Regions from separate parts of the Homo sapiens genome. Here regions 1 and 3 are each linked to region 2. A link is an interaction called in ENCODE POLR2A ChIA-PET data of the cell type or tissue named here. Cell type or tissue: HepG2. All regions are shown on one strand. Links, peaks and the distances in the headings refer to the core of each region. The heading gives the core; the rest is flanking DNA. Region 1 overlaps PTGES3L-AARSD1 (PTGES3L-AARSD1 readthrough). Region 2 holds the start of COA3 (cytochrome c oxidase assembly factor 3). Region 3 has its middle 28 kb from the start of G6PC1.

Region 1 (6,863 bases), core at 125-5,124, 170 kb after region 2:
AAAAAAAAGCAAATTAAACCAGGTGCTAATTTTTATCTTGTCAAATATCTGAAACGATTTAGAGAATGGAACACTCTCATTGTTCGTAGGAGTGAGAATTGGTACAATTTCATCAAAGAGCAACTTGGTAACAGCTATCAAAATGTTTAAATGTATTTTATCTACTCCTTGACCTAGCAATTCTACTTCTAGAAATGTACCCTACAGATATCCTGGCAAAAATATGTAAAGATCCACATTTTTAAATGTTGATTGCAATATTGTTTGCAAATGGTAAAAGACTGCCGGACGCGGTGGCTCATGCCTGTAATCCCGGCACTTTGGGAGGCCGAGGCAGGTGGATCACCTGAGGTCAGGAGTTCTAGACCAGCCTGGCCAACGTGGTAAAACCCCGTCTCTACTAAAAATACAAAAATTAGCTGGGCCTGGTGGCAGGCGCCTGTAATCCCAGCTACTAGGGGAGCCGAGGCAAGAGAATCGCTTGAACCCGGGATGCGGAGGTTGCAGTGAGCTGAGACCACGCCGTCGCATTCCAGCCTGGGGGACAAGAGCGAGACTTCGTCTCAAAAAAAAAGAATATGGTAAAAGACTAACGACCTACGTGTCCCTCAATAAAGAACCTGTGAAATTATGAAAAATACATTCAATGGAATACCATATAGCCATGAAAAAAATGAGTTAGATCTATATGTTCTGACTTGTAAAGATCTCCAATATATATTAAATGAAAAAGGGCACAATGCAAGATGCGGATGGTATGATTCCAGTTGTGTACACACACAGACACACACAACACATCTGCTAATTAAGTTTTAACATACTGCATGTAAGTAATATATACTATATGTTTATGTTCCATGTTATATATTGTTTTGTATGTTATATAATTATACCTTAGAACTACATAGTATAAAATAAATTATAGGTATTATAGTATTTATAATGCAGTATGGGGCCAGGGATGGTGGCTCAGGCCTGTAATCCCAGCACTTTGGGAGGCCGAGGAAGGAGGCTTAAGGCCAGGAGTTTGAGAGCAGCCTGGGCAACAAGCAAATCTTTACAAAAAAATAGTTTGTCCTAAAGACAAGGTCTTTACATATATATAAAATATATATTATATAATATATAATATAATATATAAAATATATATTATATAATATATAATATAATATATAAAATATATATTATATAATATATAATATAATATATAAAATATATATTATATAATATATAATATAATATATAAAATATATATTATATAATATATAATATAATATATAAAATATATATTATATAATATATAATATAATATATAAAATATATATTATATAATATATAATATAATATATAAAATATATATTATATAATATATAATATAATATATAATATATAAATATATATGTATTTATATATGTAGATATATAATATATAAAATATATATAATATGTATCATATATAATTTATATATTATATATTTTAAATATATAATTTATATATAATATATAAAATTAATATATATAATATATATTTTATATATAAAATTAATATATAATATATATATATTTTATAGAGCGAGACGGAGTTTCGCTCTTGTTGCCCTGGCTGGAGTGCAATGGTGTGATCTCGGCTCACAGCAACCTCCACCTCCTGGATTCAAGCCATTCTCCTGCCTCAGCCTCTGAAGCAGCTGGGATTACAGGCATGAGCCACCACGCCTGACTAATTTTGTATTTTTAGTGGAGACAGGGTTTCTCCATGTTGGTCAGGCTGGTCTCGAACTCCTGACCTCAGGTGATCCACCCACCTCAGCCTCCCAAAGTGTTGGGATTACAAGCATAAGCCACCGCACCTAGCCTACAAAAATATTTTTTAACTTAGTCAGCTGTAGTGTAGTCCTAGCTACCCAGGAGGCTGAGGCAGGAGGATTACTTGAGCCCAGGAAGTCAGGGCTCCATGAATAATGAATGTACCACTGTATTCCAGCCTGGGCAACAAAGCAAGACTCTATCTCAAACATAAATAAATAAATAAAGTTTACTTTTAAAGTAAATCCTAATAGTTTACCATGAGTTCAAGAGCAAAGTCTATAGGCAATGCATTTATTTTGTTTAAGTTACAGTCAACTGTACATATTAGGCACTCAAAAAAGTTTATGGACAAATAGAATAGCTGTTGGACAAATAAACATAGACATTAACTAGAGTAACAATCAGTTTTAAAAGTATAAAGAGGGCCGGGTGTGGTGGCTCATACATGTAATCCTAGCACTTTGGGAGGCTGAGGTGGGTGGATTACTTGAGGTCAGGAGTTCGAGACCAGCCTGGCCAACATGGTGAAACCCCATCTCTGCTAAAAATACAAAAATTAGCTGGGCCTGGTGGTGCACATCTGTAGTCCCATCTACTTGGGAGGCTGAGGCAGGAGAATTGCTTGAACCCAGAAGGTGGAGGTTGCAGTGAACAGAGACTGCACCACTGCACTCCAGCCTGGGCGACAGAGCAAGACTCCATCTCGGAAAAAAAAAAAAAAAGTATAAAGAGATTTCTAGAGTGTGCAGGAAGCTGAAGTGGCTGGTTCTAGAGATGACAGAATTAGCTGTAAGAAATCAGAGCACAAATCTGGGCAAGAGGAAGCACCCCAGCTTGGTTACTAGAGGGAGAAGAGGCTTGCCACCAGGAGGAATAAGTACAAGAAGGAAACAGACAGAGAACAGTTCCTAGAGATTTATTATAATCTGTTTCTTCTTTGGCTTTTTGCTTTGCCCCATATGCACACATAGTAGAGATTTCTATAATCTGCATTCTTCTTTGGCTTTTGTTTTGCCACATACACACACATACTCAAATAATCAAGTGGCCTAAACACAGAGATTAGAAACCAATCAGTAAGAAATCAGAAGCCCTACCAGTCTACCCCTCCCCGACCCTGCATCTGATGTGGAGCCATAGTCAAGTGCCTAGGAGGAAGACAAGCTTGAAGGACGACCCTTAATAAAGAGCTTCTAGGAAAGTTCAGAGATCTCAGAAGAACTTGGTGCACAGCCAAAGCGCTGACAAAGGCCTAGGCGCTAGCTTTCTAGAACAACTGGAAAATAGCCACAGCTGCCTTCCCAGCTTTGCGTCACAGAAAGTTAATTACTTGTTGCATCATCAGCACTGTCAGAATCATCCTGGGGGCGGGGGGGAAAAAAGACAAAGCACCTGTAGACCCTGCAAAGCAGGAACATTTGTGTTAACAAATACTGCTTCCTCTCTCCTGTTCTCCAAGTTTCTTTTTGTGATTTCCTAAACCACCCAACTTAGGGGGCTAATATGAAAGGTTTTAACTTACTTTGGATGTTAAGTAAACCAACACTACTTTGTCATACATCATTAGTTTCAGGACTTTTTTTTTTTTTTTTTTTTTTTTTGAGACAGGGTCTTGCTTCATCACCCAGCTGCAGTGCAGTGGCATGATCTCAGCTCAGTGCAACCTCTGCCTCACAGTCTCAAGCGATCCTCCCACCTCAGCCACTTGAGTAGCTGGGATTATAGGCTACTGTGCCTGGCTAATTTTTGTACTTTTGGTAGAGACAGGGTTTTGCCCTGTTGCCCAGGCTGGTCTCAAACTGCTGAGCACAAGTGATCCACCTGCCTTGGCCTCTCAAAGTGCTGGGATTACAGGCGTGAGCCACCACACCCACCCTAGTTTCAGAATTTTAATTAATGCTATTGCTCCTTACAGCTGGGGTAGGTCTTCTCTAGGATGGAGAAACAGAGGGGTAGATGGAAAGCAGGAGGGTCTTGCTAGGGTTTTCTAAAGCCTGGAGAAGAATATTAGCCTTCTTGGGCCAGGCGTGGTGGCTCACGCCTGTAATCCCAATACTTTGGGAGGCCGAGGCGGGTGGATCACCTCAGGCCAGGAGTTCGAGACCAGCCTGGCTAACATGGCAAAACCCTGTCTCTACTAAAAATACAAAAATTAGCTGGGCGTGGTGGCAGGCACCTATATTCCCAGCTACTCAGGAGTCTGAGGCAGGAGAATCTCTTGAACCCAGGAGGCAGAGGTTGCAGTGAGCCAAGATCGGGCCACTGCACTCCAACCTGGGCGAAAGAGTGAAACTCCTCCCCCACCCCCCAAAAAAAGAATATTAGCCCTCTTGGGTCAAACTCAAATTTGGTTAACAGGCACTGAGAACTACTGTGTGCTAGGAACTGGGATAGGAGCTCTCTAGTGGGTTGTTTTTAAGGGCTACAAAGAAACTGAAGGGTTGAGGGGAAGGCTTTACTTACATCCAAATCATCCATGGCAGGTGGAGGTCTCTTGGTGCTGACCTTCTTCAAAAGCTAGTGGGAAGAAAAAATAATCACAAGGGAGAAGGGAGTGAAGGAAGAACAATCTGCACATTGATGGTCCATAGAAGAATGGTTGCAGCCAGAACTGGTCAGGCAACTGCTCCCATCTTTAAAACATCACTGGAATTAATTTGAGAAAAGTAAATTGATCCCCTTCTTAAAAGAAAATTTAACACAAATCCAGATTGGAGTCGGCTAGTGTTTTTATAACTGAAACCAAATAATATAACGACAGTGTGTGATTTACTGGGGGCCAATTATTTATGATGTGAGTTTTTATACTGCTAGTTTTAACATCCCATGAAGTTGTCTGGCTTAACACGCGCACACACACACACACACACACACACACACACACACACACACAGAGGCCGGGTTTGGTGGCTCACATTTGTAATGTGAGCACTTTGGGAGGCTGAGACAGACAGATCACTTGAGGCCAGGAGTTCCAGACCAGCCTGGCCAACATGATGAAACCCCATCTCTACCAAAAATACAAAAAAAAATTAGCCAGGGGTGGTGGCGCATGCCTGTAATCCCAGCTACTCAGGTGGCTGAGGCACAAGAATCACTTGAACCTGGGAAGTGGAGGTTGCAGGGAGCTACTGCACTCCAGCCTGGGAGACAGAGCAAGACTCTGTCTCAAAAAGAAAACCACACACACAGGCCAGGCATGGTGACTTACGCCTGTAATCCCACCACTTGGGAGGGTGAGGCAGGTGGATCACCTGAGGTCAGGAATTTGAGACCAGCCTGGCCAACATGGTGAAACTCCGTCTCTACTAAAAAAATACAAAAATTATCCAGAAGTGGTGGTGGGCACCTGTAATCCCAGCTACTCAGGAGGATGAGACAAAATTGCTTGAACCCAGAGGCAGAGGTTGCAGTGAGCTGAGATCGCGCCATTGCACTCCAGCCTAGGCGACAGAAAACCACACACACACACACACACACAGAAAACAGTAGAACAAGAATTACAGAAAAGTGGAAAAACGTTTTGTCAAACTTCTTCAGAATACAGGCTCTACACTGAATAAGTGAATCAATGTATATAATTTCAATAATATTCTTTCCTCTCATCCCTATTAAATAAACATTGCACAAAATACGTAAAGAATATCAGCATCAATGAGTAACCTGCCTAGAGAGCTTGCATATCTCTGCTTGGCCCCAGTGACAATCCTCCAGAGACATGTGTGCAGAGAAACACAAAGAATGATCAAGTGGGCAGAACACAGTAGGTGTTGTCTCTCACCTCTGCATAATGTTCCACATGAGCCAGCTCCATCTCTTCATCCCCTTCCCAGTCTCTCCAGTTATCAAAGTCCACAGACAGCCACACTGGCTGCAAGAAGAGGCACCAAGAGTCACAGGCCAGGAGGGCAGGAGCAGGAGTGTGTGGGAGAGTGTGGGCATATGCATGGGAGCACGCCTGGGGAAAAGAGGGTCAGTAGGTCCCTAGTCCTCCCAACTGCACTCCTTTGACCAGGAACCTGCCAATCTACACACAAAGCTAGGCATGATAGAGTCTGAAAATCTCAGAAGTCCTACCCTCCGGCCAGGCGTGGTGGCTCATGCCTGTAATCTCAGCACTTTGGAAGGCCGAGGCAGGAGGATCACAAGGTCAGGAGTTCGAGACCAGCCTGGCCAATATGGTGAAACCTCGTCTCTAGTAAAAATACAAAAATTATCCGGGCGTGGTGACGGGCACCTGTAGTCCCAGCTACTCGGGAGGCTGAGGCAGGAGAATTGCTTGAGCCTGGGAGGCGGAGGTCGCAGTGAGCCAAGATCGTGCCACTGCACCCCAGCCTGGGTGACAGAGCAAGACTGCATCTCAAAAAAAAAAAAAAAAAAAAAAAGAAGTCCCACCCTCCAGGAGCCGATTGACTGAGGAGACAACACATCTGGAAAGATAATTGTATCATAAAGCAACATAGGCATTATGCCCTCTCTCTCTCCCTCTCCCTCTCCCCCTCCCCCTCCCCCTCCCCATGGTCTCCCTCTCTTTCCACGGTCTCCCTCTCATGCGGAGCCGAAGCTGGACTGTACTGCTGCCATCTCGGCTCACTGCAACCTCCCTGCCTGATTCTCCTGCCTCAGCCTGCCGAGTGCCTGCGATTGCAGGCACGCACCGCCACGCCTGACTGGTTTTGGTGGAGACGGGGTTTCGCTGTGTTGGCTGGGCCGGTCTCCAGCCCCTAACCGCGAGTGATCCGCCAGCCTCGGCCTCCCGAGGTGCCGGGATTGCAGACGGAGTCTCGTTCACTCAGTGCTCAATGGTGCCCAGGCTGGAGTGCAGTGGCATGATCTCGGCTCGCTACAACCTACACCTCCCAGCCGCCTGCCTTGGCCTCCCAAAGTGCTGAGATTGCAGCCTCTGCCCGGCCGCCACCCCGTCTGGGAAGTGAGGAGTGTCTCTGCCTGGCCGCCCATCGTCTGGGATGTGAGGAGCCCCTCTGCCTGGCTGCCCAGTCTGGAAAGTGAGGAGCGTCTCCGCCCGGCCGCCATCCCATCTAGGAAGTGAGGAGC
Region 2 (7,948 bases), core at 191-5,190:
GATGGGAAGGAACCCCAAGTTGGGGGCAGCCCCCAACCCCTGAGCCATCCCAGCCCAGTGTGGATGAACTACTCCTACAGCAGCCTGTGTTTGAGCAGCGAGGAGTCAGAAAGCAGTGGGGAAGATGAGGAGTTCTGGGCTGAGCTGCAGAGTCTTCGGCAGAAGTGAGTCTCGGGAGGATGGAGGAGTGAGAGGAGAACCTGGGAGAGCAAGGTGTGTGGCTAGCCCTTTCATGCCCTCCGTGCATCCTCAGGCACTTGTCAGAGGTGGAAACACTACAGACACTACAGAAAAAAGAAATTGAAGATTTGTACAGCCGGCTGGGGAAGCAGCCCCCACCGGGTATTGTGGCCCCAGCTGCTATGCTGTCCAGCCGCCAGCGCCGCCTCTCCAAGGGCAGCTTCCCCACCTCCCGCCGCAACAGCCTACAGCGCTCTGAGCCCCCAGGCCCTGGTGAGACTGCAGTCACCCAGCTTCCATCTTTTCCCTGAGACCCCTTTCTGTCGACTGTTTTTCTCCAGGCCCTGGGGGTCTGCCCCGGGGGAATAGACCCCCTCTCCCCACCTCCCCTTTCCTCACTTAGTGCTCTCCTTCCCCCATCCTGCTCCCAGGCATCATGCGAAGGAACTCTCTGAGTGGCAGCAGCACCGGCTCCCAGGAGCAGCGGGCAAGCAAGGGGGTGACATTCGCCGGGGATGTTGGCAGGATGGTGAGGGCGGGCCCAAGGGAGGGAGAGCCCAGGGAATGGTACCTGGCTGCAGCTTCGCCTTCCTCCCACCTTGGAGGTTTCTTCATCACTTTTTCTTTTCCCTCCAGTGAATTCAGAACAGAAGCCATGTATCTCCCCCACACCAGGGCCCACCATGGAGCTTGTGTTCTCAGAATCTGATGCTTTCTGATCAACAAAACTGAGCAAGGAAGATCCCAACACTGAAGGGGTAGAAGGCCAGGGGGGCATGGAGAGTGCAGCTCCATTATAGTGAAGAGCCAAACATATGTGAACTGTTTGCTGTGTGGAGGTGTTAGTTCTGCTGCCTACCATCTTCATCTCTAGCACCTCCCCTGCCAAGAGTCAACCACTAAGCAATCCCACCCAAGCCTGGATGCTTCTAGAGGGGCCCACTCCCAGCTGGGAGAGTGTAGGGGATATGCTCACACCACATTAGCAGCAACCAATAAAAATGCTGGAAACAAGAACGCCGTGAATCCATATGCCATGCCTTAGGAATTGGGGGAGCAAAGACTTGTGGGGTGAGGCAGGGGAGGATTTAAAAGGGACTTTCTTTTCACAATGGGAGGCAGGGGTGGAAGCTGCCCAGCCCTCTGGCTTCCTGCCATCAGTTAATGAGGAAACTGCAAGGTCAGTGATCCACTTGACTAAGTTAGGATCCCCTCCAGACCCCACCCTAGACCTGTATAGGCAGGTACCAGGGAAAGTTAAAAGAATGAAGACTGCTTGTCTTTCACCCTTCATCCACCTCTCTCTCCCTCCCTCTCTCTGGGGATGGGAAAAGCAGTAGAGTTACAGTATGTTCTTGTGGGTAGAGGACAGAAGAGTGACCTTCCTTCCCCTAAGACGTGGGTTCAGTCTCAAACTGCCCAGTGATCTCTCCCTTAAATCAGGTGGAAAGATCTCATGGAAAAAGTAATTCTAGTTAAACATTTACAGCTCCCTGGGGCAATGCCACCACTGCAGCTACTGCTTGTGAAGCTTTCCAGCATGAAGTGCCATATGCTGCCTCTCAGCCTCCATACTCACTTGACTCCAGGAGAATGACTCAGTTTATTATTCTCAATTTGACCCTATGTATCCCACTGTAGGCTCAAACACTGCACAGAGCTGCCACGTCTAACCTCGTAACAACTGCGTCCCTGGAAGGTGAAGGGGGTAAACCACAAAGTCAGAAACTTTGGGAAAAGCCACGGTCGCATGCACACCTCTCAAACAAGGAAACAAACTACAAGAAAGGGCTCAGTCATTGTACACAGCAAGTGTGCAGTGGGCAAAGTTCTGTTCTTTTGACATTGGCCAAATGCGTAAGTCCCTGGTTTCTTGGGCTCAATCACGGTCCAAGGTTAGTAAGAAGGCCAACAATGTTGTGAGCAGGATTCAATTTCTACAGGGTCATGGGGCATCATCCACCATGTGAAGGGGCTCCAGCAGGTTGGACATGATCAATACCCATCCAGATTAGGACCCTGACGCCCTTGCCAGAGCTCGGGCTCGGGCAGCTTTGGCCTCGTCTTCTAGCTCATCTAGGAAACGCTCCTGGGAAATCGAGTAGAAGGTGTAACCATCTGGGGAGGTAGGTTCAGGAAACCACACAGAATATGCACATTCCCCTTTCCTAGATTTGCTCTACCACTCTTGTTACTCTCCCAAATCAGTGATTCCGGCTTCCCGCCGCTGCTGTTTCTAAACCCTGAACCCCAATTCCGTTATTATTAATAAATCAAATTAAAAGAGTACCTTAGGAATAACAAAGGAAAGTACTACCCATTTTACCCCAAAATTAAACGGGTGGTTCAGCCCTCTTGCACACTCTGTTCCCCTGCCCCTATATGCGGTCCCCTTGAGTCTACAACACGGACGGATACAAATAGCCAACACCAGGGCCCCGATGCCTAGGCCGGTCACGATGTTCCGGGTTCGCCGCCGTGGTAGGACCTTCTGCCACTGGGCAAGCTCCGCCTGCCGCATGGAATGCAGTTGCTCGGGTGTCAGCTTCTCCCGAGTCGGGTCGATACGCTGAGCGAACGGGGCCTCTCCACGCTTAGAATCCAGAGGGTCACCAGCTCCCGAAGACGCCATGTTGCCACTCCTCCCTTCGCGGTGCCGCCGCGCGGGCCTCGCTGGGAACAGTAGCCCTTGGCCGCTGCAGTGGACTCTGGGAGTTGTAGTCCGCGTGCCCTTTGCGGGGCAGAGCCGCGGTTCCCGGGCACAGGGGATGGACGCGGGAGGTGAGAAGCGGACGTGCTTTCTGATTGGCTGAGGAGTCCGTGGCCGTTGGGGCGGGAAAAAGCTGTGGAGGGTTCGAGGCTGTGGTGGTAATTGGGTTTTCCTCAGACTTGAGGCGACGACACACTCATTGGAAGGGGACGAGGAATCCAGGGTGTGGCAGAAGACTGGAGAGGAGCTAAGGGGGTCGGTATGTGGATCCAGTGAACCCGTCCAGGTGCCCCAAGAGGCTCGTGAATATGGACGGACCCATGAGGCCACGATCGGCCTCCCTCGTTGACTTTCAGTTTGGAGTTGTCGCCACAGAGACGATTGAAGACGCCCTGCTTCACTTGGCCCAGCAGAATGAGCAAGCAGTGAGGGAGGCTTCGGGGCGGCTGGGCCGCTTCAGGGAGCCCCAGATCGTGGGTGCGGCTGCAGGGCCGGGGTGCTGGGTTCTTGGGAGACTGGGGCTTGTGTCTTTCAGGCACCGACCTTGAGATTCCGTTGATTTTATTCATTCAGAGAATGTTTGCTAACACCTCTCTGTGGGGTGCTGGGGATATAGTGATGGATAAGTCACAACAGTGCCCTCCCCTTGATTTCTTCGACATGTATGGAATACTTGAGTGGCACCGCTTGGCTAGAAAGATGAAATAGAGGGCCAGGCATGGTGGCTTACACCTGTAATCCCAGCACTTTGGGAGGCTGAGGTGGGAGGTTCACCTGAGGTCAGGAGTTCGAGACCAGCCTGACCAACATGGTGAAATCCTGTCTCTACTAAAAGTACAAAAATTAGCCAGGACTGGTGGCGCGCACCTCTAATCCCAGCTACTCGGGAGGTTGAGACAGGAGAACTGTTTGAACCCAGGAGGCGGAAGTTGCAGTGAGCCGAAATCGTGCCATTGCACTTCAGCCTAGACGACAAGAATGAAACTCCGTCTCAAAAAAAAAAAAAAAAAAAAAAAAAAAAAAAGGCTGGGCGCGGTGGCTCACGCCTGTAATCCCAGCATTTTGGGAGGCTGAGGCGGGCAGATCACGAGGTCAGGAGATCGAGACCATCCTGGCTAACATGGTGAAACCCCGTCTCTACTAAAAATACAAAAAAAAGCCGGGTGTGGTGGCGGGCGCCTGTAGTCCCAGCTACTCCGGAGGCTGAGGGAGGAGAATGGCATGAACCCGGGAGGCGGAGCTTGCAGTGAGCTGAGATGGCGCCACTACACTCCAGCCTGAGTGACGGGTGACAGAGCGAGACTCTGTCTAAAAAAAAAAAAAAAAAAAAAGAGAAAAGAAAGATGAAATAGAGATAGAGGTCTTGCCTTCAAACCATGTGCAATTTGGGGGAGATATTAGAACAAATATGCAATGACTAGGTACTATGGTTAGATAAGAGACGTCAGAGAGAAATAAAACAAGCGTTTATGGGGGTTGAGAGGAGCGATGGGGTAATAGGAAGAATTCAGGGGATGGCCCAGGCATCGGGACATTTCAGGCAGACCTTGAAGGAAGGAGGACATTGGGTTGGTGAAGGGGGAGGAAGGAGACAGTGTTTCTACCAAAAAGAGGTAGCATGAGTAAAGCTATGGAAATGGGGTGCTTAGGGTGCATGTGGGTACAGTGTAGTCCATGTTGGCCAGTGCATGTGGAAGAATAGTTGAAATTAATACTGGAAAGGTAGTTTGGAGACATTCCATGTGGAAGTTTGAATGCCAAGGGGAAGAGTTTATCCTTGGTTTGGTAGGAAACCAAGAAGACATTGAAGGTTTTTAAATAAGGGAGTGAAGGTTTTAAAATAAGGGATACGATGGTAACCCTGCCTTAGTAAACATTATTTTGGCAGTGATGTAAAGGAGGTAAAGGATGGATTAAACCAGAGGGAGATGGGATGTAGGCAGACAGGTAGAGTCAATGTCAGTAGGCTAGGTGATAGGGCAGAGGGAATAACAAGGGAGGGTGGATTAAAAACATTCTAGAGGCAAAGTCTAGGGTTCTGCTGTGGATAAATTTAGGAAGTGAAGGAGGAAAACGTGACTATGCTAAACGGTTGAGCCTGGAAGACTGGAAGTATAGTGGTCATTAAAAGAAACACACAGACACGGCCGGGCACGGTGGCTCACGCCTGTATTCCCAACACTTTGAGAGGCTGAGGCGGGTGGATCACGAGGTCAGGGGTTCGAGACCAGCCTGGCCAACATAGTGAAACCCTGTCTCTATTAAAAACACAAAAATTAGCTGGGCATGGTGGCAGGCACCTGTAGTCCCAGCTACTCGGGAGGCCGAGGCAGGGGAATGGCTTGAACCTGGGAGGCGGAGGTTGCAGTGAGCCAAGATTGTGCCACTGCGCTCCAGCCTAGGCCACAGAGCAAGACTCTGTCTCCCAAAAAAAAAAAAAACAACAACAAAAAAAAACAACACAAAAAACACAGACACACTACATAAATAAAGCAGGAGGAAAAGTGACTTTTGTTTGGGAAAGATAATAATGGCTTTGGAGCCTGGCCAACATGGTGAAACCCCATCTCTACTAAAAATACAAAAATTAGCCAGGCATGGTGGCAGGTACCTGTAATCCCAGCTACTTGGGAGGCTGAGGCAGGAGAATGGCTGGAACCCGGGAGGCAGAGGTTGCAGTGAGCCAAGATCACGCCATTGCATTCCAGCCTGGGTAACAGAGTGAGACCTTGTCTCAAAAAAAAAAAAAAAATATATATATATATATATATATATATATATATATATAATATATGTGTGTGTGTGTGTGTGTGTGTGTGTGTGTATAATAGCTTTAGTTTTGGATCTGCTGAGTTTAAGGTGTTTGCAGAACATCTAAAAGAAGTGTTCTTGTAGACTATTCAAAGAGTAGGTTAGAAGAGAGGTCAGAAATGGAGATCAAGGTTTTCAAGTTATCTTCACAATGATATTGTTGAAACTGTGGCAGAGGATAAGCTCCTAGAAGGAGAAAAGAAAAGCAGGTCAAGGACAGTTCCTTGGGAAAACACTTTGTGTTCAGGGAATTGGAGTAAGAAGACTTGTGAAGGAAATAAAAGGAGGAGATAGGAACAGAACCAAGGGACTTTTGGCAGCCAAGAGGAGACTTTGAAAAGGATAATGGTCAGAAGTTTCAGATGCTTTAGGGATATCAACAGAACTAAAGATTGCAAAAAGCCATGATATTTAACAATTTGGACATATTTACTGTCCTCTGAGAATCATTTCAGCAAGTTAGGAAAGGTAGAAGCCAACAGATAGAAAATTAGGAAGTGAACGATGAAGTGGAAGCAGTGGGTGTGTAAGCCAGGCTTTCAAGTAATTCAACAGCGAGGCTGAGATGGGAGGATTGCTTGAGCCCAGGAGTTTGAGACCAGCCTGGGCAACATAGGACAATCCCGTCTATTTATTATTTATTTATTTATTTATTTAAAAAAAAATTCAACAGTGATGGGAAAGAGAGAGGTTAAAAGGGGAGGGTCTTTTAGTTAATAGCAGATCTGAGTATGCTTGTTATCGAGGAGGTGGGGCCAATAGCAAGGGAAAGGTGTAACCCTCATCCATTCCACCTAATCCAAGCTCAGTTTTTTTGGCAAATTAAAATGGAAAACAGAAACAAATGCTCAGATAATTCAGAGCAAAACCAAACCAAAACTTAACAACTGCACACATACACAAAGAACAAAACTAAGAAATAAAGCCTAAAGTCCAGCAAATAAAATGACTAATAAGAGACACAATTATATGTTCTAGGGTATTATGCTGAATTGCTTAAACTAATTCTGTCCTGCATTGGACATTGCTAGCCAAACTGTAGCCTCTGTAACGATGAGGTTTTGTACATCTATCTATGTGTAATGTGTGTTGAGTAGATTGTTACTTGTGTAAGCTTGACTAAATTTTCTAAGAAAGTTAAGTTTTCTCTGAAGACATATGATTATTTGACTAAATGTGTAATTCTCTACGGATCAATGCTAAAAGGTCTTCAGTCTGTAGGAGCTTTCTTTGTTGAGAACTGACATTTACCCTTGTTTCCACCCTCTAATGATATTGCAAGATAAATATAATTCTATCTGGAGCTGTTCTTTCAAAGAGAAACAGAGGCAGGCTAAAATCTTGCCAAGGTATCTCACCCTTCCCACCTTCCCAATGACTCCCTCCCCCTAAATTGGGCTATGTTCTCCAATTTAGGGGATGTTTCTTCAAAACAAGCCACTTCACAGTAACACACTTGCTCCTGGGGAGAGGCTCAGCCACCACAGATTTACCCAGCAAACTGGTGGTGGAGAGATGGTGTCCAGCTGTAAGGTGACTTGTGTTTGTAAAGCAATGGGAGTTCTCCAGAGGGTGGTTACTAAACAAACAGTGTCATAAAGAATATCAAAGCTCCAGGAGGGATCTTTCTGTTCCTGCCAACATTCCACAGAAAACAGAATATAGGAGTTAGGGTTTTTATCCATCCAAGAATCTTCCTTGAAGCTGGGGGTTCCCAGCATGGTGTAGAGGTCACATAGACCAGCTGGTATGTTTGTGTGTAACTGGCCAAGCCTTTTATCAGCTGAAACCCACAGGAAGGCTCAAGGGTCACTGAGGGGGCTTGGTAAGCCCTTGTCTTTGGCACTCAGTCAGCCTCCTTTACATGTCTCTGATCTGCCTATTGGCAGCAAAAGAAACTAAGCTCAGCTTTGGTTGTTTTAGTCTCATCTTTCTCACCTCCTGACCCTCTTCCCTTGGCCCCATCACGGCTTTTACACAATGCCAAGAGTTCACAGAGTGGTTTTGGTTGCATCTTGTGAATTAGGCTCTTTTTTCCTGTTTTGGCAGAGTTTGTTTTTCTCCTGTCTGAACAATGGTGTCTGGAGAAATCTGTGAGCTACCAGGCTGTAGAAATCCTAGAAAGGTAAAGCCCTGGCATAATGCCTTTTGAACGGCACCTCTCAGAGTGGCTAATGTACCTACATCTTTAAGAAAGTATGAGTAGTTGCCCCTTACCCTGAGACCTGGTTTTACACCCTCTCTAAC
Region 3 (8,380 bases), core at 1,707-6,706, 130 kb after region 2:
TGCTGAGCCTCAGCTTCCTGCTGGGGCTTTGAATGTCTTAGTGCCAATCTACTCGTTTCCTTCCTTCTCTGACAGCCAACAAGTTGATCATTCAATTAACAGAACACTTAGATTACTGTCAACTTAAAGTTAACATCTTTATTACTGTAATAAGAAATTTTTAACTCTAAAGGTTTCAAATTATTTGTTCATAAAATCCCTTATGATTACCACTTATGTAAGCAGGGTCCATCTTTTAATTTAATAATTTTTCAGCTGGAACAATTCGTTCATTTCACAAGTATTTATCAAGCATCTGCTATATTCCAGACATTTCTGGAATTAAAATAGCTAGTATAGGCCGAGCGCGGAGGCTCACGCCTGTAATCTCAGCACTTTGGGAGGCCGAGGCAGATGGATCACCTGAGGTCAGGAGTTCAAGATCCGTCTGGCCAACATGGTGAAACCCTGTCTCTACTAAGTACAAAAAATTAGCCAAATGTGGTGGTGCATGCCTGTAATCCCAGCTACTTGGGAGGCTGAGGCAGGAGAATCACTTGAACCTGGGAGGCAGAGATTGCAGTGAGCTGAGATTGCGCCACTGCACTCCAACCTGGGTAACAAGAGTGAAACTCCTTTTCAAACAAAAAAAAATTTTTTTTTTTTGTAAAGACAAGGGCTCTCTATGTTGCCCAGGCTGGTCTTGAACACCTAGACTCAAATGATCCTCCTGCCTCAGCCTCTCAAAGTGCTAGGATTACAGGTGTGAGCCACCACACCCAGTTTAGGTTCTTAATATTTTACCCCAAACCTGGTCATCTCTACAATTCTGTATCTCAGTGAATGGTAAGTCCATCCATCCACACGCTATCTTCCTCCTTCCCATCCATCCTCCATCCATCAAATCCTCTTACTTTTACCCCTTAAATATCTCTAAAATCTGCCATTTCTTGCCATTTCTACTGCTGCCTACCCCAGATAAAAGTCACCACCATCAATGGCAATGGCCTGCAATGGCCTTCTTTTTTTCTTTTTTTTTTTTTGAGACGGAGTTTCACCTTGTTGCCCAGGCTGATCTTGGCTCACTGCAACCTCCGCCTCCCAGGTTCAAGTCATTCTCCTGCCTCAGCCTCCCAAGTAGCTAGGATTACAGGCCCATGTCACCACGCCCAGCTAATTTTTATATGTTTAGTAGAGACGGGGTTTCACCATGTTGGCCAGGCTGGCCTAGAACTTCTGACCACAGGTGATCTACCTGCCTCGGCCTCCCAAAGTTCTGGGATTACAGGTGTGAACCAACGAGTCCAGCTGCAATGGGCTTCGTAAATGTTCCCTGCATTCACTCTCGCCCTTTTCATATCCATTCACCAGAAGACTGATGGAGTGATCTTTTTAAACCCAAAATCTGATATCACACTCTTGCTTGAAACTTTTTAATGGATTATCACTGTTCTTAGGATATAAATCTTTATTATGAAAAACTTGGCCAGGCGCCGTGGCTCATGCCTGTAATTCCAGCACTTTGGAAGGCCGAAGAGATAGGATTGCTTGAGTCCAGGAATATAAGACCAGCCTGAGCAACGTAGTGAGACCCCCGTCTTTATTTTTTGCTTTTTTGTGTGTTTTTTCATTTCTGCTTTTTTTTTTTTTTTTTAAGACGGAGTCTTGCTCTGTTGCCCAGGCTAGAATGCAGTGGCTTAATCTCAGCTCACTGAAACCTCCACCTCCCAGGTTCAAGCAATTCTTCTACCTCAGCCTCCCGAGTAGCTGGGATTACAAGCACACACCACCACATATGGCTAATTTTTATGTTTTTAGTAGAGACTGGGTTTCACCATGTTGGTCAGGCTGGTCTTGAACTCCTGACCTTAAGTAATACACCCGCCTCGGCCTCCCAAAGTACTGAGATTACAGGAGTGAGCCACCCTGTCTGGTCTCACTTCTTTTTGTATCTTTTTCCTTCATCTTTTATTTTCTACCCATCTCTCCATTTTTAAATTAATACATACATAAATTTTAAAAAGGAAAAAAACTTGTACATGAATATTCAGAGCAGGATTATTCATAATAGCTAAAAAGCAGAAACAACCTGAATGTCCATCAACTAATGATAAATAAACAAAATATAGCCTAGCCATAGAGTGCAATATTATTTGGCCATGGAAGGAATGAAGTATGAATACATGCTAGAGTGTGGATGAACCTTGAAAACATTATACTAAGTGAAAGAAGCAAGGCACAAAAGATCACATACCATATAATTCCATTTATAGAAATGTCCAGAATCGGCAAATCCATAGAGACAGAAAGTAGATTGGTGGTTGCCTAAGGCTAGATGTTTGGGGGAAATGGAGAGTGACTGCTGAAGGCTGCAGGGTTTTTTTTTTAGGGTGACGAAAATGTTCTCAAATTGACTGTGGTTATGTACAACTCTGTGAATATACTAAAAACCAATGAATTGTATTTTTTTCTTTTTTTAATTTCTTTCTTTTTTTTTTTTTTTTTTGAGAGAGTCTCACTCTATTACCCAGGCTGGAGCACGGTGGCATGGTCATAGCTCACTGCAGCCTCAACCTCCTGGGCTCAAGAGATCCTCCCAACTTAGCCTCCAGAGTAGTTGGGAATACAGGTAGATACCACAATGCCTGGGTAACTTTTTAATTTTTCATAGAGATGAAGTTGCACTGTGTTGCTCAGGCTGATCTCAAACTCCTGGCCTCAAGCAATCCTCCCACCTTGGCTTCCCAAAGTGCTGGGATTATAGGCATGAGCCACCATGCCCGGCTGAATTGTACATTATTTATTTATTTTATTTTATTTTTTTGAGACAGAGTTTTGCTCTCATCCCCCAGGCTGGAGTGCAATGGTGTGATCTCAGGTCACTGCAACTTCCGCCTCCCAGGTTCAATCAATTCTCCTGCCTCAGCCTCCCGAGTAGCTGGGATTACAGGCACCCACCACCACACCAGGCTAATTTTTATATTTTTAGTAGAGATGGCGTTTCACAATGTTGGCCAGGCTGGTCTCAAACTCCTGACTTCAAGTGATCCACCCACCTTGGCCTCCCAAAGTGCTGGGATTACAGGTGTGAGCCACCGCACCCCAGCCACAGCATTTCTTTTCTTTTCTTTTCTTTTTTTTTTCTTTTTGAGATGGAGTCTCTCTCTGTTGCCCCAGACTGGAGTGCAGTGGCGCAATCTCAGCTCACTGCAACCTCCACCTCCTGGATTCAAGTGATTCTCCTGCCTCAGCCTCCCAAGTAGCTGGGATTACAGGCATGTGCCACCATACCCAACTAATTGTATTTTTAGTAGAGACGGGGTTTCAGTATGTTGGCCAGGCTGGTCTTGAACTCCTGGCCTCAAGTGATCCACCTGTCTCTGCTTCCCAAAGTGCTGGGATTACAGGCATGAGCTACCTCAACTGGCTACCAAATTGTGCATTTTAAATGTGTGAATTTTGTGGTGTGTGAATTATATCTCAATAATGCTCTTACCAAAAAAAAAAAAATCTTTATATGGCCTCTGAAAGCTTACCTCAGCTGGACCTTGTCTACCGCACCTCACCTGGTCTCCTTCACCTCATTCCACAAAGCACAGCCAATGTCATCTTGGTTCCTCCAATGCAACACACTCCAGCCCTCCTCCGAGCTTGGGCTTTTACACACCCCCCTTCTTAGAACACTCTTCTGCCTCTTCACATAATTCAGTCCTCCACATTGGTATCACTTTCTCAAGGAAGCCTCCCTGCCCACCCACCATGAGTCATGATCAAGTTCCTCTTCTGGGCCTGCCAAAGCACCCCTTTTACTTTGCTCTCTACCAAACGTCACTTTGTGATTATTTGGATCATGTCCGTCTTCCCCACTAGACTAGGCCCCATGAGTGCAGCTCCATGCCTGCTTTGCTCACTCTTGCACTTAAACCCTGTGCCTAGCCCTGGCCTAACACATGAGGAGGACTCCAGATATCTTGGTTGAATAATAAATGAGCAATATATTACTGTTTGCCCCTAACTTGGAAAACAAATGATAGGTTCAACAATTCTAGAGCTCCACAAATGACTCAGCAAAAACATGTTCGGAGGCACTCCCAACGTGAAATTAGAAGGTTGGAAACTCAGAGGACGGGACAGGCTTAGATAGAAACATTGGCCTCTTCCCAGGTAAGTTCTCCCCAGGAGGTGGGGAGCAAACTCTCTGAGCAGCCAGTTACAGGGAACTCATGACTAAGCTCTGTTGCTGTTTATCAAGATACACACTGACTCTCAGAAGTTCTAGCGTGAACCAAATCCTGCTTCAACCCCATGGGCTTTCAGTGTAGGACTTTTTCTTTTTGTTGGTGATCACACACCCTACTGGTGGCTTAACCAATTACATTGCCTCAGCCCCTGTGACACTCCAGCTCCGCGTCCCCTTTATGATGCTTCAAATATCATAAAAGCAGAGAAAAATCATATGTCATATATCAGAAAATCATATATCAACTTTTTTTTATTTTGAGGTCTTTCACACACTGAACTTATTTTAATCATAATTGTCAATTATAAATAAACATAATTACTATGTTCCTTTTTTGATGTCAAATTGTTGCAATTTGGACAGTGGCTTCCTTATCCTTCTACCATTGCTGGCCTAAAATCCTTGTGTTCTAGGCCCATTCCAAATTTTCCTTGTTCCAAGACACAGAATCAGCCACCCACTAAGAAGTCTCATTTCCTTTTGATGGGTGCACGAGAGTGGGAGGTTAGCAGAAGAAATGCTGTTAATGGGCTAGGTGCAGTGGCCTAGCCTGTAATCCCAACACTTTGGAAGGCTGAGGCAGGAGGATCACCTGAGGTCAGGAGTTCGAGACCAGCCTGGCCAACATGGGGAAACCCCATATCTACTAAAAATACAAAAAATTAGCTGGGCGTGGTGGTGTGTGCCTGTAATCCCAGCTACTCAGGAGGCTGAGCCAGGAGAATTGCTTGAACCCAGGAGGCGGAGGTTGCAGTGAGCTGAGATCATGCCACTGCACTCCAGCCTGGGCAACAGAGAGAGACTTCATCTCAAAAAGGAAAAAAAAAAAAAGAAGAAGGAAAAGAAATGCTGTGGCCAGGGCATGGTGGCTCACGCCTGTAATCCCAGTACTTTGGGAGGCTGAGGCAGGTGGATCATGAGGTCAGGAGCTCAAGACCAGCTTGGCCATTATGGTGAAACCCCATCTCTACTAAAAATACAAAAATTAGGCAGATGCCTATAATCCCAGCTACTCAGGAGGCTGAGGGAGGAGAATCACTTGAACCTGGGAGGCAGAGGTTCAGTGAGCCAAGATTGAGCCACTACAGTCCAGCCTGGCAACAGAGCGAGACTCCATTTCAAAAAAAGAAAAAAGAAAAAGAAAAAGAAATGCTGTTAATGAACTGTATTTTAGGGTCAGAGCCAGGAAATTATATTTCTCTTAAAGCTTATGGGTTCACAATAATGTTTCCAATTGAACTCTATGTTGTAATTTTTTATTCAATATAAAATATTTTCAGGCCAGGCCCGGTGGCTCATGCCTGCAATCCCAACACTAGAAGGCAAGACGGGAGAATTGCTTGAGACCCAGAGTTCAGGACCAGCCTGGGTAACATACCGCAACCCCCTCTCTATAAAAGAAAAAAAAGATATAATTGTTTTCATTTATTTTATCTGCAATATTCCTGCATAGAGATTTAATCTTCACCCTCACTATAATTGCATTTCCTTTACTAGCCCTCATTTGCCTTGCCAACCGCCATTATACCGTCCCTTTGCTGATGGTGATGTCTGTTGGCTTGGTCTCCTTGTTCTGGTTGACCAGACTATCCTCCTGTTATAAACAGCAGGAAACACAACCCCAAAACACACATACACACACACTGGAAGCCTACATGAATTTCACATGCATCGTTTGAGGCAGCCTCCTGAGAGCCAGTCATCCTTCCAAGACAGTGACTGCTTCGGGAGTAAAATCATAACTGAGAGAGTCTCAGGGAACTTTGTTGTTGTTTTACTGAGTTGACATTTGGGAAGTTTAAGGTCTTTATTGCTCTGACAGAGTATTTTAACTTAATTTTTTTTGTTGAGACAGAGTCTTGTTATGATGCTCAGGTTGCTCTCGAACTCCTGGGCTTGAGTGATCCTCCTGCCACAGCCTCCTGAGCAGCTAGGATTACGTAGGTGCACGTCACCATACCTGGCTCTTTATCTTGCTTTTTGTCATTAGAAAAGTATCACACAAATGAATTACAAAGAAGATCATTTCATTCAGAAATGTTGGAAACTACTGAAAAGTATAAAGATGAAACTAAAAATCACTCCAATCTCATCATCCAGAAATAACTGAGGGCCAAGGCACAGTGGCTCGCATGTGTAATCCCAGCACTTTGGGAGGCTGAGGCAGGAGGATCACTTGAGCCCAGGAGTTCAAGACCTGCCTGGGCAATATAGGGAGACTCTATCTCTACAAAAAAACACAAAAATACGAAATTACAAAAGAAACAAATAACTGAAGCTAACATTTTGAAAAAAGAAGTAGGCCGGGCGTGGTGGCTCACGCCTGTAATCCCAGCACTTTGGGAGGCCAAGGTGGGCTGATCACCTGAGGTCAGGAGTTCAAGACCAGACCGACCAATGTGATGAAACCCCGTCTCTACTAAAAATACAAAAATTAGCTGGGCATGGTGGCACATGCCTGTAATCCCAGTTACTCGGGGACTGAGACAGAAGAATCACTTGAACCTGGGAGGCAGAGATTGCAGTGAGCCGAGATCGCACCATTGCACTCCAGCCTGGGCAACAAGAGTGAAACTCCATCTCAAAAAAAAAAAAAAAAAAAAGAATACTGAGAATATGAAAAACCTTTTTTTTTCTAGATCCATCAATGCCTCTTGAAGAGAGTATCAAAAATCAATATGAAACTGAAAGAGCTACTGAACTGCAGACAAAAATTTCATCAGATACATCAGAGATTTCTCTAAAGGTTAAAAAGAAACGTGAGAAATATTAAAAGTCAATTGCCTGGTGTGGTGGCTTGCACCTATAATCCCAGCTACTTGAGAGGCTGAGGCAGAAGAATCCTTTGAGCCCAGAAGTTAGAGTTTACAATAAGTTCTGATTGCACTACTGCACTCCAGCCTGGGCCACAAGACAAGAAGACTCTGTCTCAAAAAAAAAAAAAAAAAAAGAGTCAGTTGTACTATTCTGCTTTGTGGTTTTGTGTATTAATCTGCAATTTATAGAGTTTTAATGAAAAGTCATCAGTGTTGGTAGAATGCTGATTTAAATGTATTTATGAGAAAATGTCACCTTGTCACCTGAGTTAAAACACACAATCAAAATGGCAGGGTGAAAACTGTGGACTCCAAAGTTCATGCTTTCACTAATTTCTTTTCTTTTTAAAAAAACATTTTTGGCCGGGCGCAGTGGCTCACGCCTGTAATCCCAGCACTTTGGGAGGCCAAGGTGGATGGATCACAAGGTCAGGCGATTGAGAACATCCTGGCTAAAACAGTGAAACCCCATCTCTACTAAAAATACAAAAAAATTAACCAGGTGTGGTGGCGGGCGCCTGTAGTCCCAGCTACTCGAGAGGCTGAGTCAGGAGAATCTCTTGAACCCGGGAGTTGGAGGTTACAGTGAGCTGAGATCGTTGCCACTGCACTCCAGCCTGGGTGAGAGAGCAAGACTCAATTGCAAAAAAAAAAAAAAACCTGGCAGGTAACTGTGTTTTGTTTTATTCTTAACTAATGTTTCTTTTTTTCTTAATCCAGTGAAATTTAGCAATGGGGGGTTGTATACCAACTTTAGTGACACTAATGTTAATAAGTTCTGATGACCCACTACCATCGGACCAGCCTAATGTTTCTTAATGAGAAACATTTCTTTCTGGGTGGTTAAACTTAATCAACCGTCCCATAAAAACAAGAAGACTCCTCTGCTGCCTAACTAAACAATCAAAAAACCAATTTTTTAATTTAAAAAAAAGGTTTAAGATTCAAGCCTACTTTTAGGCTCATCCTCTAAGAGAAATGAGTAAGCAAAGGCTGAGCTATAATCACAACATCCAGAGCTGCACTCAGTCCTGAAGCACCAGAACACACACATGGGCTGCCTGAGCTCCTCAAGTGCCCCTGCTGCCGCCACTGTTACCAGAAAGAAAAAAATGAGGTTGGTTCGCCTGGCAAGTAACAAACGACTTGCCATGAGAACACAGGGTTTTTTGTTAGTTTTTTTTGTTTGTTTTGGGGGTGGGGGGGTTTGAGACAGAGTCTCACTCTGTTGCCCAAGCTGGGGTGCAGTGGCGTGATCTCGGCTCACTGCAACCTCCACCTCCTGGGTTCAAGCGATTCTCCTGCCTCAGCCTCCCGAGTAGCTGGGATTACAGGCATGTGCCAT

The links. ChIA-PET counts read pairs that join two places held together with the same protein. Peaks named below come from ENCODE experiments on the same cell type or tissue, not always from the same donor. Only the 100,000 strongest peaks of a DNase experiment are listed, where the experiment ranks them.
Region 1: POLR2A ChIA-PET joins it to region 2 with 8 read pairs; 3 of 35 experiments call an interaction of 5 or more read pairs at or near these places.
Region 3: POLR2A ChIA-PET joins it to region 2 with 5 read pairs; 3 of 35 experiments call an interaction of 5 or more read pairs at or near these places.

Annotation. Positions count from the first base shown.
Region 1 is chr17:42,966,018-42,972,880 of GRCh38, forward strand. It overlaps PTGES3L-AARSD1 (PTGES3L-AARSD1 readthrough), which reads right to left. Exons shown (of 17, transcript NM_001136042.2): 5 at 5,590-5,679; 6 at 4,272-4,325. It overlaps PTGES3L (prostaglandin E synthase 3 like), which reads right to left. Exons shown (of 7, transcript NM_001261430.2): 5 at 5,590-5,679; 6 at 4,272-4,325; 7 at 2,086-3,169. The coding sequence ends at 3,131. Among named protein-coding and RNA genes, the nearest start is that of AARSD1, 5.0 kb to the left of the region's middle. RefSeq lists a silencer at 3,342-3,542 and an enhancer at 6,612-6,863. In HepG2, for the core only: no CTCF peak of the experiment used is centred there; a DNase peak (open chromatin) is centred at 2,034.
Region 2 is chr17:42,795,870-42,803,817 of GRCh38, forward strand. WNK4 (WNK lysine deficient protein kinase 4) reads left to right here. Exons shown (of 19, transcript NM_032387.5): 16 at 1-164; 17 at 254-453; 18 at 612-709; 19 at 817-1,197. The coding sequence ends at 819. It overlaps COA3 (cytochrome c oxidase assembly factor 3), which reads right to left and starts at 2,835. Exons shown (of 2, transcript NM_001040431.3): 1 at 2,599-2,835; 2 at 1,756-2,298. The coding sequence starts at 2,812. The coding sequence ends at 2,192. It overlaps CNTD1 (cyclin N-terminal domain containing 1), which reads left to right and starts at 2,992. Exons shown (of 7, transcript NM_173478.3): 1 at 2,992-3,367; 2 at 7,751-7,826. The coding sequence starts at 3,199. RefSeq lists enhancers at 2,518-2,587, 2,728-2,777, 2,798-2,847. In HepG2, for the core only: no CTCF peak of the experiment used is centred there; DNase peaks (open chromatin) are centred at 1,682 and 2,872; H3K4me3 peaks cover 1,796 bases.
Region 3 is chr17:42,925,102-42,933,481 of GRCh38, forward strand. It overlaps the pseudogene RNY4P2. Among named protein-coding and RNA genes, the nearest start is that of G6PC1, 28 kb to the left of the region's middle. RefSeq lists enhancers at 3,348-3,924, 3,814-3,963. In HepG2, for the core only: a CTCF peak has its summit at 4,329; a DNase peak (open chromatin) is centred at 4,280; H3K4me3 peaks cover 474 bases.